Linked DNA regions of Homo sapiens: region 1 is linked to region 2. A link is a loop called in an ENCODE intact Hi-C map of the cell type or tissue named here. Cell type or tissue: PC-9. All regions are shown on one strand. Links, peaks and the distances in the headings refer to the core of each region. The heading gives the core; the rest is flanking DNA.

Region 1 (8,709 bases), core at 354-8,353, 510 kb after region 2:
CTGCCTCTTGGGTTCAAGTGATTCTTGTGCCTCAGCTTCCTGAGTAGCTAGGACTACAGGTGTGCACCACCACACCTGGCTAATTTTTATGCTTTTGGTAGAGATGAGGTTTTGCTATATTGGCCAGGCTGGTCTTGAACTCCTGGCCTCAAGTGATCCTCCCACCTCCCGCCCAAAGTGCTGGGATTACAGGCGAGAGCCTCTGCGCTCGGCCTTTGAAATTCCATCCCTTTAAAATGGCAAGGGGGTGTGGGGGAAGAAACCCAATTCCATCTCCTCTGTTGAAGGCCATCCTGAAGCCTCCCCTACTGACTCCAGGTACCACTGACCACACCTCCTTGACTGCCCAGAACCATGAACACCACTCTGGTAACATTTCATTCTCAATATAGATAATTAATTAACAATACATTACAGATAAACTCAGGGGCATATAATCTTGTGTCCCTTGTGCCTCCTAGGTAGCAGGTTCAATCCCTGGTGCTGAGCTAGGACACCCAGACCATGGCATCCCTGGTGTCAGCCCCATGATGCAGAGGGCTAGCAATGTCCTGCCTCCTCAAGAATGACAGACTCACCAATATAGAACATGTATGTCTCTTTCACAAAAGCCAAGAGGAGGGCTCCTGACCCAAAGGAGACCATCCCAATCATGATCATGGTGGTGTCCCGAAAGCAGCGGGAGAAGACCAGGACACCCAGGAAGCTGGTGATGAAGATGGTGTACCCTGCAGCCATACCATAGCCCACCTGCACTTGGTTCCAACCGAGAGGCTCCCTCAGCACAAAAAGAGGGATCACGTCCACTGTGCCCACCACCGCCAGGTCATATATGATAGCACCCACAAAGAGCAAGGCAATGGTGGTTTTATGGGGTTTTGCTTTTCCAGGAGATGGAGGGTGCCCCACTGCATACTGTTGGTCCAACTGATCAGGATCCAGAGTGCGGTATGTGCCAACCGTGCCAGACACGGTATCCACGGCGGGGAGCTCCTGGCTGGGTTTGGCCACCGACTCAGGGACCTTTAGCACCAAAAGGCTGTAGAGCAGGGCAAACGAGGCACAGCTCACGCTGCAGGCCGTCAGTATCAGGCCCTGCCCAGAGTGCCCAGCCATCTGCTTGAAGAGATGCCCGGAAGCCATGCTCCCGCAGAACCCCGCCAAGCCCAGCATCAGGTCAATGAGGATGAGGCGCACAGAGCGGCGGCCCTCGGAGGAGCCCAGCGATCCCAGCGCCATGACCCCGGACCAGAAGGCGGAGAAGCCGCCGAATAGCCCGTTCAGCGCCGCCGCCCCGTACAGCACCTCCACTGGCCAGTCCAGCAGCACCTTGAGCAGCAGCCCGAGGCGGGAGAGCAGGAAGCCCAGCAGCGACATGCAGATGGAGATCTTTCGGTGGTAGCGGTCGCTGAGCCATCCCAGCCCGTAGGCGGACAGCAGGGGGGACAGGCCCACCACAAGGTTGTAGATAATGTAGAAATTGGAGATGGCTCTCTGCTGTTGGTCCTCTAGAGCCCCCCGGGGCGATGGGCTGGCACTGTGGTTGGAGGAGCCTCCGGTTCCGTAGGACGCCTTCACCACGAGGAGTAGCCCCGCATCGTAGAGGGAGGCAGCCACCTGGGACGAGGCCACCACGGGCTCAACCCAGGTCCTCGGGTGGAAGCGAGGCAGGTGGCCCCTCCGCGGGCAGGTGACCTCGGGGCTCATGTGACCTCTCTGATGGGGATCGAAGGGCTTTCTGGCTGCAGTGACAAGGATATGCTCCCAAATTCGGCTGCTACGGCTGCTCAGGTTTCAGTCCCGGAGCGCGAGTGTGCTCCGTGCGCCGGGAGCGCGAGTGTGCTCCGTGCGCCGGGAGCGCGCCGGCCAGTGGCGAGCAGAGCCAGGGCACGCAGCGCCTGTGACAGCAGCCCGCCCAGCAGCCGAGTGACCTCCCGAGTGACTCCTCCTCAGGCCAGAAAAGGCCGCGCTCCACCCTGCCCTCGCCACCTCAGGCAGAGTAGGACTGGCGACAGTCCAGGGAAGCCAGGCGCGGGGGAGCGCACCGCGAGTGCTGGCTCCTGGCGCCAGCACCCCCGGGGCCGACGGGTCACGCTGCTCCTGTGAGCGCGGCCGCCTGACGGGGCCGAATTTCCCCACAGCCAGGCGTGCGTGCCCGGACCTCCCGCGGATCTCTGCGGACCCCCCACCACCGGGGCAGGGGCTGGAAGGAAGCTCCCCAGGACTGGCTCAGGGAGCGTTTCCAAATTCTCCCATCCCAGGAAGGCAGGTTTGCGCGAGGGGTGGGACGCCTAGGATTCTGCCTAGGATAAGTATTGGGGTGTGAAGTTTTATTTATAGATTTAATGCAACAGGGGCCCATGTGCTATAGGCAGCTGGGTAGCACTTTGAGAGAAGTAAAAACTTGGGAGCCGCCAGGTCCAGGCTCTTCTCCAAGCCAAAGGCCTCTTAGAGAAGAGTCCTGTTTGGTACACCTGCATTGGTGGGCCTAGTGCCTGGGCCTTGTCTAGAAGGCTCCTGCCCCAAACCCCAGGGCCAAGGGAGAGACGGCAAGATCCTGCCAGCCCTAGATGTCCCCCTAGATGATAAAACTGGACTCTTGGGCAGGGGCTTGAGCCCACTGGAAGGGGCAGAGTCACCAGGGTCCTCATCTGAATCAAGTGCCCAGGTCCCTTTCTGCTTGTTAGTAGTCACTCTTCTTCTGTCTGTGGGCTCACTCCCCTGGGCTGGGCTGAGACCTCCACTTCCCAGGTGGCCTCGCTTCTTGTTTAGGTACATACTTCTGCAAAGAAAACCAGGGTGATGGATGGTGCAGGGGCCAAAATGTACCACAGAGCATGACCTGTTCCATGGTCAGCCCCAGGGATGGAGACTCAAAGCACACAGCCTTCCTGTCCCTCTACCCACAATCCACTATAGCTCTGGCAGCGTGGATGATCAGGAACCCAAAGACATGAAAGGGAGACGCAGGTATGCAGGGAGAGCTTAAAATGCCACATGGATAATATACTCATGTAGGGAGTAGGGACTGGATTCCAAATGATTTAGTGTATCTATGTGCTCTTTTGGTAGTGTTTAGGTGGGCTATAATCTCCTCCCCTGCCACCCTCAACCTCCAGCATGGCCCAGCCTCCTCGTGTCTAGGCCCAGACGACTCTGCCTTCTGCAAAGAGAAAGACACACCTAGTCTTGCCCTTCAAGATGTGCCCCATGGATCTGGCCCAGCAGCCCATTTCCTTCTTCCTCCCCCTCACCTAGGGTCACCTTGGGAGATACATGTTTCACCCAACCCAAGCCTGGCTCTCCCACTCCATTCTTAATTTTTCCAGAGGCTACAGCAAACAGTCCAAACACCTTGATCCTATGAGGGGTGGAGACTCCAGTGAATGAGTAGGTTATGGGGCCAGGTGGTATTCCACAATCAAATATGGCCATGAGAACAACCTGACCCAGATGGACCACTCTGGCCACTTGATCAAGGAGTCTGTGCATTCTAGGGCTCTAGACTGTAGGGGGCAGCCCTTGTCATCTCTGGGAGGGTCTGTGGTATTTCAGTTCTTCCCATTGTCTTGGGAAACCAGGGACATTTGAAGGGTCTCTGAGAGAGTCACATCAGATCTAGAACAGATCTAGTAGGAGCTGGGTTATTAGGATGCTAGTCAGCCCTAGGAACCCCCAGGCTTCTGAGTTCTCTGGCCTGGAAATGAACAAGACTCAGGGTAGTCAGTGTCTCTCCCAGTTTAGGCTACTGTGGGTTGGATTATATTCTCATCATGTCCCCACTTCTTGCTCCATCTCTGAATGCAGGCCCCAGGTGAGCTAGCACCTGGTCATCCTCTGCAGCCCAGGCTACCAGCAAGTAGAGCCCTGACCTTGCCACTTCAAGATAGAATCTAGTCTCCAGTGCAAGGTTGGCTTCATTAAAGTGCAAGTACTAAATCTCTGATGTTTAGATTGATAAAATCACACTATTCCAGAAGAAAGGAACTAAGAAAAAAAACAGTAGCAACTAATATTTTTTGAGCCCTTATTATGTACTAAGCATTTTACGTGAATGAATTTAATCCTCCCGAGAAGTCTGTGAGCTGATCTATCACCCCATTTTTACAGACTGAGATACTGAAACCAGAGAGGTTAGGAAATTTGCACAAGATCACAAGGCCAGTAAATCAGGAAACTAGTATTTGGCATCAGACAGTCTTTGCAAGCCTACAGCTATGGGGAAAATACAGTTGCCAGAAATTTTTATTTGAGGATGTCCTCTTAACCCACATTGGAATGTGGAGAGGAGTAGAAACAACACAATCATGTTGTGATTATTGTTGATCAACAATGTATTGCATAAATAGGAACAAGAGAGTGGATAGATTATCTGTTGAACCTATATCCCAGGCACTTTACACTCAGGCAAGGAATACTTTTGTTTTCTTAACAAAATTCATAGCCCCTAAATTCATCTTAGAAAGGAACAGTCTTTGAAAAACACCTTTGGTCAGTGTTAGAGAGTGAAATTCTCAGGTCTGAGGATTCCAGCTGTGGAGGAGGTTCCAGAGAGGGGGCGGAACCTTTATGCTTGAGTCAACGAGAGGGAAGGGTGAGAGAGAGAACCAAGGAGGGAGAAGAGAGGGGAAAGAAGTTCAGGGAGGAAGTAAGATCAGCAGGTATTGGTGAGAAGGGTCAGGACTAGAACTCTTGGCGTCAGGGTGGTCTGAAGGAACTTTTGAAGAATAAGAATGTCTAGTGTGGATTTTAAACATCTTACTGTATCATGTACATGTGAATCCTTAGTGTGACCTCCCTTTGCTCCTCAGTTCTTAATTTCTTTTTCTTTCTTTTTTTCTTTTCTTTCTTTTTTTTTTTTAGACAGGGTCTTGCTTCTGTTGCTCAGGCTGGAGTGCAGTGTTGCGATCAAAGCTCACTAGAACCTCAAATTCCCGGGCTCAGCCAATCCTCCTGCTCCAGCCTCCCAAGTAATTGGGGCTACAGGCATGCACCACTGCACCCAGTTAATTTTAATTTTAATTTTTTTTCTGGTAAAAACAGCATCTCACTATGTTATCCAGGTTGCTCAGATTGGTCTCAAACCCTTGGCTTCAAGCGATCCTCCCACATCAGCCTCCCAAAGTGCTGGGATTACAGGTGTGAATCACTGCACCTGGCCTTCCTGAGTTCTTTAGAAAAGTTTATTCATAAATGTTTTGTGCAAGTGGCATTTTTTTTTTGTTTTTTATTTTGGTAGAAACTGCTGAGGAAGCTATGATTCATCTCTGGATTGACATAATGCTGAGCAGAGACCACAAGGGAGGAAAAGGAAGCCATGAGAACACAAATCTCCCAAGGATTCACTGAAATCTGGAATAGGCTTTGGACTTTCACAGGCTATGAGATTGGGGAGTTAAGCCATCTGACCCAGATCCTGAGGGGCAGAGAGACCCTTCAGCTAATGTGCAGACTACACTGATGGGGAAGGCCAAGGCAGGAGGAGTGCCTGAAGCCAGGAGTTTGAGACCAGGCTAGGCATCCTGGGCAATGCAGTGAGACCGTCTCTACAGAAAAAACTTAAAAATTAGCTGGGCATAGTGGTGCATACCTGTAGTCCCAGGTATTTGGGAGGCTGGGGTGGAAGGATAGCTTGAGCCCGGGAGTTTGAGGCTCCAGTGAGCTATGATTGCACCACTTCACTCCAGCCTGGGCAACAGAAAGAGACCGTCTCTCTTTATTGTTAATATTTCAGGGGCTGTGGTAAGCCTTTCCCTCAAAAATTGGGAGCAAGGAAAATAAGATACCCCCTCAAGCATTAATATATAGTAGAAAAAAGTAAAGATGTATAAACTCATTCAAGAAGACAGAGACAAATCTTGTCAGTGACCACCAAGGACTTTATTTCAAGTGTTTCCCAATGACTGTCTCATCACTACATGCAAGATGTTGCCCAAGTCTCTTTGCCTGACCTTGAGAACTTTCTGATTGTGGTTTTACTTCCCCATTATAGTTGCAAACAGGGAGAAAATGTGCTAGTTACTTTGAGTCTCCAAATAATTTCCCCTGATAAATTAATAAATTAGCGTTCTAGTTTATGTATCAGCCTTTCTGGGTCTGAATCTGGGAAATGGCTTCCCTCCCCGTATACTGATGAAATGAAGTATATTACGGTTAGACTGAGAGTCAGGCCCTGTCCACAGTAAATTCATCAAAATAATGACTGCCACCCATGGATGCCCTTGGAATATTGTTTCATTGGGCTTTTCCCTCAGAGGTGGCACCCTAACATTGCCCAGTTTTATAGAAACTTTGACTTAGGGTAGCTAAATCACTTGCACAAGGTCACACAGAGCCAGGTACTTAGGGTTGTGTGACTTCAGAATCTATCTATTTTCACAGTGCTTCATTTCTGAGGTAATTGAGTAGAAGGGGTGCATTTTAAGAAGGTGTTTGGTTGTTGAATGTTTCCCACCAAATATTGTGAGCCTATATTTCTATCTAAGATATTTTCAAACTCAGTGGTTAGTTTGTTCGTTTACTCATTCATCATCTGTCCATCCACCCATTTACCCACCCATCATCCATCCATCTACCCACACATCTATCCATCCATCCACCCACCCACCCATCATCCATCCATCTATCTACCCATCCATCCACCCACCCACCCATCATTCATCCATCCATCCATCTACCCATTCACCCTTCTACCCTTCCATCCACCCACCCACCCATCATCCATCTGTCTATTCATCCACCAACCCATTATTAATCCATCCATCCACCCACCCATTATCCATCTACCCATCCACCCACCCATCCACCCATCCATCCATCCACCCACCCATCATCCATCCATCTACCCATCAACCCACCCATCATCCATCCATCCACCCACCCATCATCCATTCATCTGTCCACCACCCACACGTTATCCATCCATCCATCTATCCATCTACCCACCTATCACCCATCCATCCATCCATCCACCCATTCACCCATCCATCCATCCATCCATCCATCCATCCATCCATCCACCCATCATCCATCCAATGCATCATCTATCCATCCATCCCTTTGTTAATCTTTAAGCACTTATTGAGTATCAGGCCCACCAATAGGTATGAGGGATGCAAATTCCTTTGCCCTTAAGGATCTTTTAGTCTGAAGAGTTATCAAAAGGCACTCAAGTTAACACTATATGCTCTGTTTTACACACGAAGTCACTGAAGCCAGGCCATGTCTCCTCTTTTATCAAGGAATTTCTCTCCACCCCAGGCTCTGCTATCAACCTGAATGACCTTACTAGCCTATGTTTTTTTGTGTGGTTTCCCTTCCCTACAAGGAAATAACTCTAATGCAAATCAGGACGCAGATAGAGGAAACTTTGGTTTTCTTTTCTTTTTTTCAATTTCTTACTTTCTTTTTAAACTCATCTAAGTGGGCTCAAAAGTCTTACCAAAATCCTGCTCTACAAGGTGTTAATGAGGTATAGTGTGTGGTATATGGTATGTGAAAGAGCAGTTTTTTTTTTCTTTTTTGTCTGTGGGGTCTTTGTCCACGTTTCACACTGTTTTTAAAGAGTTCTGAAATGAATTAAAGTTAACTATTTTTGTGGCATAAGTTTTGATACCAGCCCTTTTCTTTAAAGAAAGCATTATGAGATAAAGTCTTGCTTTGTCGCCCAGGCTGGAGTGCAGTGGCACGATCATGGCTCACTGCTGCAACCTCGATCTCCCAGCCTCAAGCAATCCTCCCACCTCAGCCTCTCGAGTAGTTAGGACCACAGAGCATGCCACCACGCCCAGCGAATTTTCAATTTTTTTTTTTTTTTTTTAATAAAGATAGAGTCTCACCATGCTGCCCAGGCTGGTTTCAAACTCCTGGCTCAAGCAATTCTCCCACCTTGGCCTCCCAAAGTGTTGGGATTACAGGAGTAAGCCACTGCACCTGGTCACTTTTTTTTTTTTTTAAACAAGAGAAGTGAAGTCTTTCTTGGAGTCAACGATTGATGTGGCCCTATCAGTCTAAATGCCAACAGAGGACCCAAAACAGACCTTTTGTTTCCAAATATGCAGAACAAGTTACTAAATACATCTTGTCTTTCCTTCTTTAGGATAGCCCCTTGAAGCAGAAGTTTTCTTGAATTTATCATCATTTATTAATTTTACAAATGCATAAAATTTATTAGTGAAATCTGTTGACTCATCAGCCCAGGTAGAGAAGCTGGTATTTAACAGTTAATTACACAAAACCTCTTCAGCATTATGTATGCCATCAATACATCATTTTATCACACTGTTTGAGAGTAGAAACTTTTCAATTTCTCTTACTGCATTTTGCTCACTGTAAATTCACATGCTGGTATTATTAGGTTCTTGCTACTGTCGCTTTTCATTTCATTGAAATCTTTTCTCTTTCATGTGTTTACACAAGTGCAAAATAATATTCACAGCATCTTCTAAATTTTAACCATGAATTTAAAACTGCTTTAAAGCTTTGGAATAGCTGGGTGCAGTGGCTCACATCTATAATCTCAGCACTTTGGTAGGCTGAGGTGGGAGGATTGCTTGAGGCCAGGAGTTGCTCGAGACTAGCCTGGGCAACATAGTGAGACCCTCGTCTTTACCAAAAAAAAAAAAAAAAGGCCAGGCATAGTGGTGCACATCTGTAGTCCAAGCTACTCTGGAGTCTGTTGGAGGATCATTTGAACCCAGGAGCTCGAGG
Region 2 (8,709 bases), core at 400-8,399:
CTCCTGCCTTAGCCTCCCGAGTAGCTGGGACTACAGGTGTGTGCTACCACGCCCAGCTACTTTTTGTATTTTTAGTAGAGATGGGGTTTCACCACGTTGGCCAGGATGGTCTCCATCTCTTGACCTTGTGATCCGCCTGCCTCGGCCTCCCAAAGTGCTGGGATTACAGGCATAAGCCACCGCGCCCAGCCTATTAAGTATTAACTCACATGATCACAAGGTCCCATAATAGGCCATCTGCAAGCTGAGGTGCAAGGAGAGCCAGTCCAAGTCCCGAAACTGAACCTGGAGTCTGATGTTGGAGGGCAAGAAGGGGATAAACGCACAGGAGAAGGATGTAGGCTGGGAGGCTAGGCCAGTCTCATCTTTTCAGGTTTTTCTGCCTGTCTTATATTCACTGGCAGCTGATTAGATGGTACCCACTCAGATTAAGGGTGGGTCTGCCCTTCCCAGCCCACTGACTCAAATGTTAATGTCCTTTGGCAATACCCTCACAGATACACCCAAGACCAATACTTTGCATCCTTCAATACCATCAAGTTGACACTCAGTATTAACCATCACAAGCCCTATGAAATAAAAAGTTTTATGACCCCTTTCTTCCCAGAATTATGAATGCCAATTTACTTGCTCTACATTTACGCAACTTCCATGACCTGGGGTAGGTAGGTATGCAATGTTGTGTTACTTCCCCATTGTCCATATCCACTTGTGTCCCTGGCCATGGCCAACTAATTTACAGGTTGAAACATTTCCCAGCACCTTGGAAGGCTGTGTGGTGGGAGGATTGCTTGAGGTGAGGAGTTCAAGACCAACCTGGGCAACATAGTGAGACCCCTGTGTCTATAAAAAGTAAAATTAGCCAGGTGTGGTGGCACATGCCCGTGGTCCTGGCTACTTGGGTGGCTGAGCCCAGGAGGTTGAGGCTACAGTGAGCCATGATCATGCTGCTACACTCCAGCCTGGGTGACAGAGCAAGATCTTATCTCAAAAAAACAAAACAAAACGAAACACATTGTACTAGACTGTCTTAGTATTTGAAGCTTGAACAGATACACAGAAAAGACAGGGAAGCCACCTACAATGCATTCTAGAAAGATCATGCTGCTGAGGATCATGGAAGCACCTTAGTTCCCATTGTCAAGCTTAGTTGTTCAGCTCTTCCTTAAGTTATATAAACTATCCCAGAATTCTTCTAAATTCTCCAACCCCTTTAATTTGGTTTAAATTAGCCAAATTACATTAATGTTGCATATAACCAAAACTTAAGGGATATAAATTGGTTGGGAGAATGTGTTGTAACCAGTAGTCTGTCAGGAAACTGTTGCATTTTTAGGTAGTTTTATCAAGCTGAGAAGGGGTGAAATGAGTGAGACTTACCTGACTTTCAAGACATCTATTTTTCAAACCATTTGTTTTCACTTCTTTACTGTGTTATCACCATCCTCCCAGGACTTTACACCAGAAATCTGAAGGTCACCACTGATACCATCTTCCCCCTTTGCTCCTACATCTAATCATTAGTTACATCTGCCAGGTTCCATATCTTGAGTATGTCTTTTCATTTCTACTATTACTGCCTTAGTTCAGGTTACTACTTTTCTTACACATTACATTACTATGGGCTTTTAAATGGCTTCTGTGCCTTTATCTACTCACAAACTATTCTTCATGCTGCAGTCAGAAGTGTTCTAAGCCAAAATTATTCACCTTCCAAAATGAAGATCTAATTATGTTCACAAGTCCTCTCCTTCACCCATTCCTCACCTCTAGCATTAATCTAACACTAGGTTAATCAAGGTAATGGGGTAGAAGGTCATGGGTAACTCCAAATCACACTTTAAATGAACTCTAGTCAAAGTACTGAATACAATGGATTTAAACTTGCTTGGTAAAACTACCTCTAATAATTTAGGAATATATTTGCCTTCTGTGAAAGCCATCGCAAAGTATAAAAATAGTGTAAGTACAGGTATTTAGGCTCACAAAATATCGTTATGACTGAAAAATTGGCAAAGGTTTTTTGTTTGCTTTGCCTCTTCGTTGAGCTCTCTTTCCGTAACAAATGGAAATAGAAGCACACAAATTCAAGAAAGGAGGCTCTAACAGACTGAAGATATTGTGGCTTTCAAAAAGGAGAGAACATTTTAGATGATATGAAGGAAATGTCACCCCGTTACTAAGAATTCACTCTATTCGACAGATATATACACGCTTCAGCAAGTGCTCCTAAGGATGAGAGGAGAGTAAGTTATTTTCATCTAACAGTCTCTATCAACACTCTTCTTAAAACACCTAATGCTTAACAACAGTCTAAAGAACACACTGGCTACTCATACCTCCCATAGGCAGAGACCTTGTCCTTTTTGAGCTGCTGTATCTCAGGTAATCAGCAATCACTTAGTGGATGATAATAATTTGCAAATTCCTCTGGAGCCTCTAAAGACCGTATCATGAATCATCAATTCAAATGCCTACAGGAGTCGGGCAGGTGATATGCAGGAGGAAATAGAGTCATTTAGGGCCCATAACAAAGGGGAGAGAGGCCGGGCGCGGAGGCTCACGCCTGTAATCCCAGCACTTTGGAAGGCCGAGGCGGGCCAATCATTTGAGGTCAGGAGCTCGAGACCAGCCAGCCCAACATGGCGAAACCCCGTCTCTACTAAAAACACAAAAAAATTAGCCAGGCGTGGTGATGCATGCCTGTAGTCCCAGCTACTCCGGAGGCTGAGGGAGGAGAATCACTTGAACCCGGGAGGCGGAGGTTACAATGAGCCGAGATCCGCGCCACTGCACTTCAGCGTGGGCGACAGCGAGACTCCGTCTCAAAAAACAAAACAAAAACAAAGGAGAGAGTACATAAGCCATCTCCAGGCTAGTTTCTTTAACTAGTCTTCATATAATAATCTCCTCAAGGTCCTGTTCTATCCCTACAAAATACAAAACAGTTCCTCGTGTCTTCCTTCAAATATACTACAGTCTTTAGCTCATCAGAGTAGCTGAGTTAGTCCAAGGCATAATCCCAAAAGCGAAACTGAATGTCAGAATTGATCTCATTTCAACACTCATTCCAGAAGTAGAAACTTCTGCAAGTTCAGCTTTTGACTATGAATTCTTCAGCGCGACTTTTGCAGAGAGCTCTGTTCCAAGAAGCTGGCGCCTTAACACAAGCTATCTACCGATGCACAAGGGAAGGCTGGCTTGGGTCCAGATTCGGCGGGAGAGTGGAAACGCGACGCTGGCCGACTTCAGCCACAAAGGCAATTTCTGCCCAGGGCTAGCGTTCCTAAGAGGGGGCCGAGAGAACGCCAGGCTCGGGCGTAGGGGCAAGAAGACCCAGAGCTAACGCACCTCTCGGAGGGCCCAAGCTCAGGGCTCAGTCACCCTCCCAGCTCGGAGCCGGCGCTGGAACACAGCGGCGCGAGGAGAAACCCCTAGAGACAGGGAAAAGGTGGACGTAGCGGCTGACGCTGCCCAGACGCTAGGCGCCGACAGGAGCCTGATTGTCACCGTACGACCAGTGAGGGGGCGGGGCGGAGCTGTGCCTCAAAGCGCCTGCGCGGAGAGCCTGCAATCAGGGACCAGGCTTGGGAGGCGACGAAGAGGAACGCTGGGCGCAGGAGGCCCACTGCATACGCAGGCGCACTCGGCGATCCCGGCTTTTCCGCGCGCAGTTCCCGCACAGGCATCGGGGGGGGCAGGGGCGGGGCAGGGGCGGGGATAAATGCGGAGGGACGGTCCAGCTTTAGCTCTCTGCTCGCCGCCGCCGCTGTCGCCGCCACCTCCTCTGATCTACGAAAGTCATGTTACCCAACACCGGGTAAGGGGGTAGGGGCGGCGCGGGGAGAGACCCTGTCGGGCGAAGGGCGCGTCTCGGTGGGGCCGCCGCGGATCGCCCGGGCTGGCCGGCCCGGCTGTGGGAGGTCAAGGATACTGCCTGGGCACGCTCTGAGCTCTGGTCCGCGCTGGGCACTGTGCACCGAGAATCTGCGGTAACGTGTGAAAAGGAACACAAACTTTTGTATTACAGGATGGCAGCAGTGTAGAAACCTTTTCCACGGGTAAAGGGCCGAGGGGGAGTCACCACGCCGCCCCCAGTGCCGGCCCTCCCTGAGTTTAGCAGGAGTGCGTGCCTGGCCGAATGCGTGTGAGTTCTAGGTGAAAGGTCGCAGGAGCAGCTCCAGAGTTTAAAGAGTTTTCACTTGTTCCTGACGCTCAATTCTAGAGTAATAATGGAGTGTTTAAAAAATGATTTCCAAATTAGAAACTAAACCGATCTTAAAACATGGGTATCTTTGGGGGATTTTTTTTTCACCTTAAAAAATTGTGTTAAAATACGTACAAAATCTGCCATCTTAACCGTTTTTTAAGTGTACACTTCAGTAGTGTTAAGTAGATTCATATCGTTGTGCAGTCAATCTCCAGAACTTTTTTCATCTGCAAGCTGAAACTCTATCCATGAAACAACTCCTCTTCCCCACCTCCGCTCGTACATTGGCAACCACCATTCTACTTTCTGGTTTATGTAAGGTCTGGGTATCTTGAGTTGAGTGACGTGTTGTCAGATTTTGTAATTTGCCTGAAACATGCAGGCATATAGCCAAAGACTTAAAACAGTTCAAAGAGTATAGGGTAAAAAGTGAGTCTCCCCATCCCTAAAATCTAGTTCCCCAGTTACTTACGTTTCTATTTCGTGCATGTATGAACATAATTTGTATACATCCGGATACACACACACACACACACACACACACACATACCCTTTCTTAAAAATAGCAGCAGACTCTATTCTTGGTCTTGCTACTTTTAGTTGGTATGTCTTGGGACATTCTTTCTTTGTTTTTTTTAAAGACGGGGTCTCCCATGTTGCCCAGACTGGCCTGTAGCCTTGAACTCCCAGGCTGATGTTCCTCCCTTCTTAGCCTCTGGAGTATTTAGGATTACAGGCATGCACCGCTGTGCCCAGGGACATACATTTTTAGTACATGGCAGATCTTCCGCCTCCTTTTTTTTTCTTTTGAGATGGAGTCTCGCTCTGTCTTCCAGTCTGGAGTGCAGTGGCATGATCTCGGCTCACTGCAGCCTCCGCCTCCCGCAATTCTCCTGCCTCAGCCTCCCGAGTAGCTGGGACTTCAGGCGCGTGCCACCACGCCCTGTTGATTTTTTTGTATTTTTAGTACAGACGGGGTTTCACCATGTTAGCCAGGATGGTCTCAATCTCATGACCTCGTGATCCGTCTGCCTCGGCCTCCCAAAGTGCTGGGATTACAGGCGTAAGCCACTGCGCCTGGCCCCTCCTCCTTTTTAATGGTTGCATAATATTCTGTAACAGCTTGAGTATCCATTATCCAAAATGCTTGGTTCCAGACGTGTTCGGATTTCAGATTTTCAGATTTGGTTTGCTCAACCTGTATATGAATATACCTTTGTTTATTTAACCTGTTCCCTATTGTTGGATACTAGACTGTTTCCAGTTTTTTGGATACTCTTTTTTTGCTTCCATAATTATACTTGTATTTATCTATTTGCACATATATAAGTGTATATGTAGGATAAACTCCTGGAAGTGAAATTGCTGGATCAAAGAGTAAATGTGGCTGGGCACAGTGGCTCACGCCTGTAGTCCCAGCACTTTGGGAGGCCGAGGCGGGCGGATCACTGGAGGTCAAGAGTTCGAGACCAGCCTGGCCAACGTGGTGAAACTCCGTCTCCACTAAAACTACAAAATTACAAAAATTACAAATACAAAAATTAGCTGGACCTGGTAGCGGGCACCTGTAATCCCAGCTACTCAGGAGGCTGAGGCAGGAGAACCGCTTGAACCTGGAGGCGGAGGTGGCAGTGAGCCGAGATCATGCCACTGCCCTGCCCTCCACCCTGCGAGAGAGAGTGAGAGTCTGTCTCAAAAAGAAAAAAGAGGAAATGCACTTTATATTTTGACAGATATTTCCAGATGACCCCCCAGAAGGGTTGCACACCCAAAAGGATAAATGAGATCCTCTAATCCCACTTGTTGGCTAACCGCAAAATAGTTAATGATGAAAATCTAATTAGAGAAAAAAGTGTCACCTCATTATTGTTAAAATTTGCATTTATTTTATCACAAGTGTGGATTTGGATCTCTTTGTGTATTTAAACCAGGGACAATTTGATCCCCAGAGGACATTTGGTAATATCTCAAGACATTTTTGATAGTCACAATTGAATGGAGATGCTAATGGCATCTCGTGAGTAGAGTACAGGGATGCTGGTGCACATCCTACAATTCACAAGCATTCCGTACAACAAAGAATTATGTAGTCCAAAAGGTCAGTAGTGCAGAGGTTGAGAAACCCTGGTTTAAAGCCATCTATGTATCTTTATATTTGTCTGGCTTAACAAATGAGGTTTTTCGTTAATCTCTGAGGGCTCTGTGTATTTTAAAAATTTGTCTTTTATCACATTACAAATATTTTCCACAGTTTTTCATGTTGCATCTGGACTTTGATTATACTGTTTATTTAACATGGAGAAACATGTTTTTGTGAAGCCAGAGTTATCAGTCTCTTAAGGCTTTTGCATTTTTGAGTTAAACCAAGATCTTTTTTTTTTTTTTTGAGATGGAGTCTTGCTCTGTAAGCCTTTGAGTTAAACCGAGATCTTTCTTTCTGTCTTTCTTTTTTTTGAGATGGAATCTTGCTCTGTATGCCTTTGAGTTAAACCGAGATCTTTCTTTCTGTCTTTCTTTTTTTGAGATGGAATCTTGCTCTGTTGCCCAGGCTTGAGTGCAGTGGTGCGATCTCGTTTCACTGCAACCTCTGCCTCCCAGGTTTAAGTGGTTCTCCTGCCTTAGCCTCACAAGTAGCTGGGATTACAGGCGCACACCACCATGCCGGCTAATTTTTGTAATTTTAGTAGAGATGGAGTTTCACCATGTTGGCCAGGCTGGTCTCAAACTCCTGACCTCAAGTAATCCTCCTGACTCGGCATCCCAACATGCTGGGATTACAGGTGTGAGCCACCGTGCCTGGGCAGATCTTTTTATAATTAGTTTTCTTCTGATATTTTTATGGTCTTATATTTTTGTATTTTTCAAATATATTTGTATTGTCTATATTTTTTATAGTCAGATTTTTTTATCCCCCTGAGATTTCTTTCAGGAAGTGAGTTAGGAAGCCCACTTGATTTTTCTTCAGATGGCTGCTCATTTGTCCTAGCAGCATTGACCTAAGAGTTAATCTTTTCTCTTCTGCTCGAAATTCTACCTCTGTTGTATATTAAATTCTTGCACATATAGCGCTCTGTTTCTGGACTTTCTGCTCTGCTACTTTAGTCTCTATTCATGTACCAGTACCAGACTGTTTACTTAATTAATTAATTGAGACAGGGCCTCGCTCTGTCACCCAGGCTGGGGTGCATTGGCACCATCATAGTTCACTGCAGCCTTGATCTCCTGGGGTTAAGCAGTCCTCCCAGCTCATCTTCCCAATTAGGTGGGACTATAGACATGCGCCATAATGCCTGGCTATTTTTAAAAAATTTTTTTGTAGAGGAGTCTCACTTTGTTGCCCAGGCTGGTCTCAAACTCCTGGGCTCAAGTGATCCTCCTGCCTCAGCCCCCGAAGTGCTAGGATTACAGATGTGAGCCACTCTACCCAGCCCAAACTATTTTAATTGCTCTAGTTTTACAAAATGTTTTAATATGTGGGAAAGCTAGTTCCCACCACATTTGGATTATTTTTCAGAATTTTCCTGGTTATACTTGGGTATTTATTTTTCCAAATGAAGTTTAGAATAATTTGTATAGTTTTTTGGAAACAGTTGTTCTTCCTTTTACTAAAAATTTCAGTACTTTTACCTGATTTTGGGGTACCAGAGAATTTTAGTAAATTAAACTGTAAGTTAGCTCTTCATCAGCAAGTTTTAGCCATCTATCAATAATACTAAGAAATTTGGAGCCTTCTTTGAAGTGCTCTTGCCTTCTATATTCTGGTACTAATGCTTTGGAGCTGGAGGACTTCTTACTGGCACAGATCAGGGTTATGTTTGCTTTTTTTTCTGCCAATGCCAGAGACTCTGAGTGAGGAAGAAAATGCCCTTTCTCCTACTGGGAATCAATCAAGCTATACTCAAAGCAAAGAGATATGGCTTTTTTTTACAGCAATAGTTGGGACATTTTCTTGTAAATACTTACATTAAAAATCACTTTAGCCTGTGGTCCCAGCTACTTGGGAAGCTGAGGTGAATCACTTGAGCCCAGGAGGTTGACGCTGCCATGAGCTGTTGAGGCTGTTGTGGTAAACTGAGGACCAGAGAGACCGATATTGGGAAGACAGGAGGATGTTTATTTAAGGTACTCACCGGCTCAGTGGATTCACATCCAAAAAGCTGAGCCTTGAACAAAAACAGAGTTTAGCTTATATAGGCCAGCATACAAGATCAAAACAAAGGCAGTAAATTTTACAGTGACAAATCACGTAATCCATAGCATAACTGCTGACCTGGCACTAACCTGTGGCCTTGCATAGCTAGTGGCCTAGCAGCTGCATCGAAAGAAAAACAGGAACTTTGCAAATCTTACTAAATACAAGCATTGGCAAACATAGTCATAACTAATAGTACAAGAGAGACAGTAAAGGAAATTGTTTTTCGTCTTTTAACCTTGCTCAGGGGTGTCTGGAGTTCATTTCTGCAGGCTAGGTCACCACGACCTGTCTACAGCCTTGCTTG

Evidence for each region. Peaks named below come from ENCODE experiments on the same cell type or tissue, not always from the same donor. Only the 100,000 strongest peaks of a DNase experiment are listed, where the experiment ranks them.
Region 1: it touches region 2 in a loop (2.7-fold over the local background); 2 of 110 quality-filtered maps call a loop at or near these places.

The regions. Positions count from the first base shown.
Region 1 is chr9:112,888,975-112,897,683 of GRCh38, forward strand. SLC46A2 (solute carrier family 46 member 2) reads right to left here and starts at 1,902. Exons shown (of 4, transcript NM_033051.4): 1 at 579-1,902. The coding sequence starts at 1,707. In PC-9, for the core only: no CTCF peak of the experiment used is centred there; a DNase peak (open chromatin) is centred at 5,227.
Region 2 is chr9:112,376,361-112,385,069 of GRCh38, forward strand. It overlaps HSDL2 (hydroxysteroid dehydrogenase like 2), which reads left to right and starts at 3,748. Exons shown (of 11, transcript NM_032303.5): 1 at 3,748-3,820. The coding sequence starts at 3,804. It also overlaps a transcript of PTBP3 not described here. RefSeq lists enhancers at 2,932-2,981, 3,082-3,331, 3,331-3,930, 3,362-3,481 and a silencer at 3,702-3,951. In PC-9, for the core only: no CTCF peak of the experiment used is centred there; DNase peaks (open chromatin) are centred at 2,461 and 3,571; H3K4me3 peaks cover 4,455 bases; H3K27ac peaks cover 2,323 bases.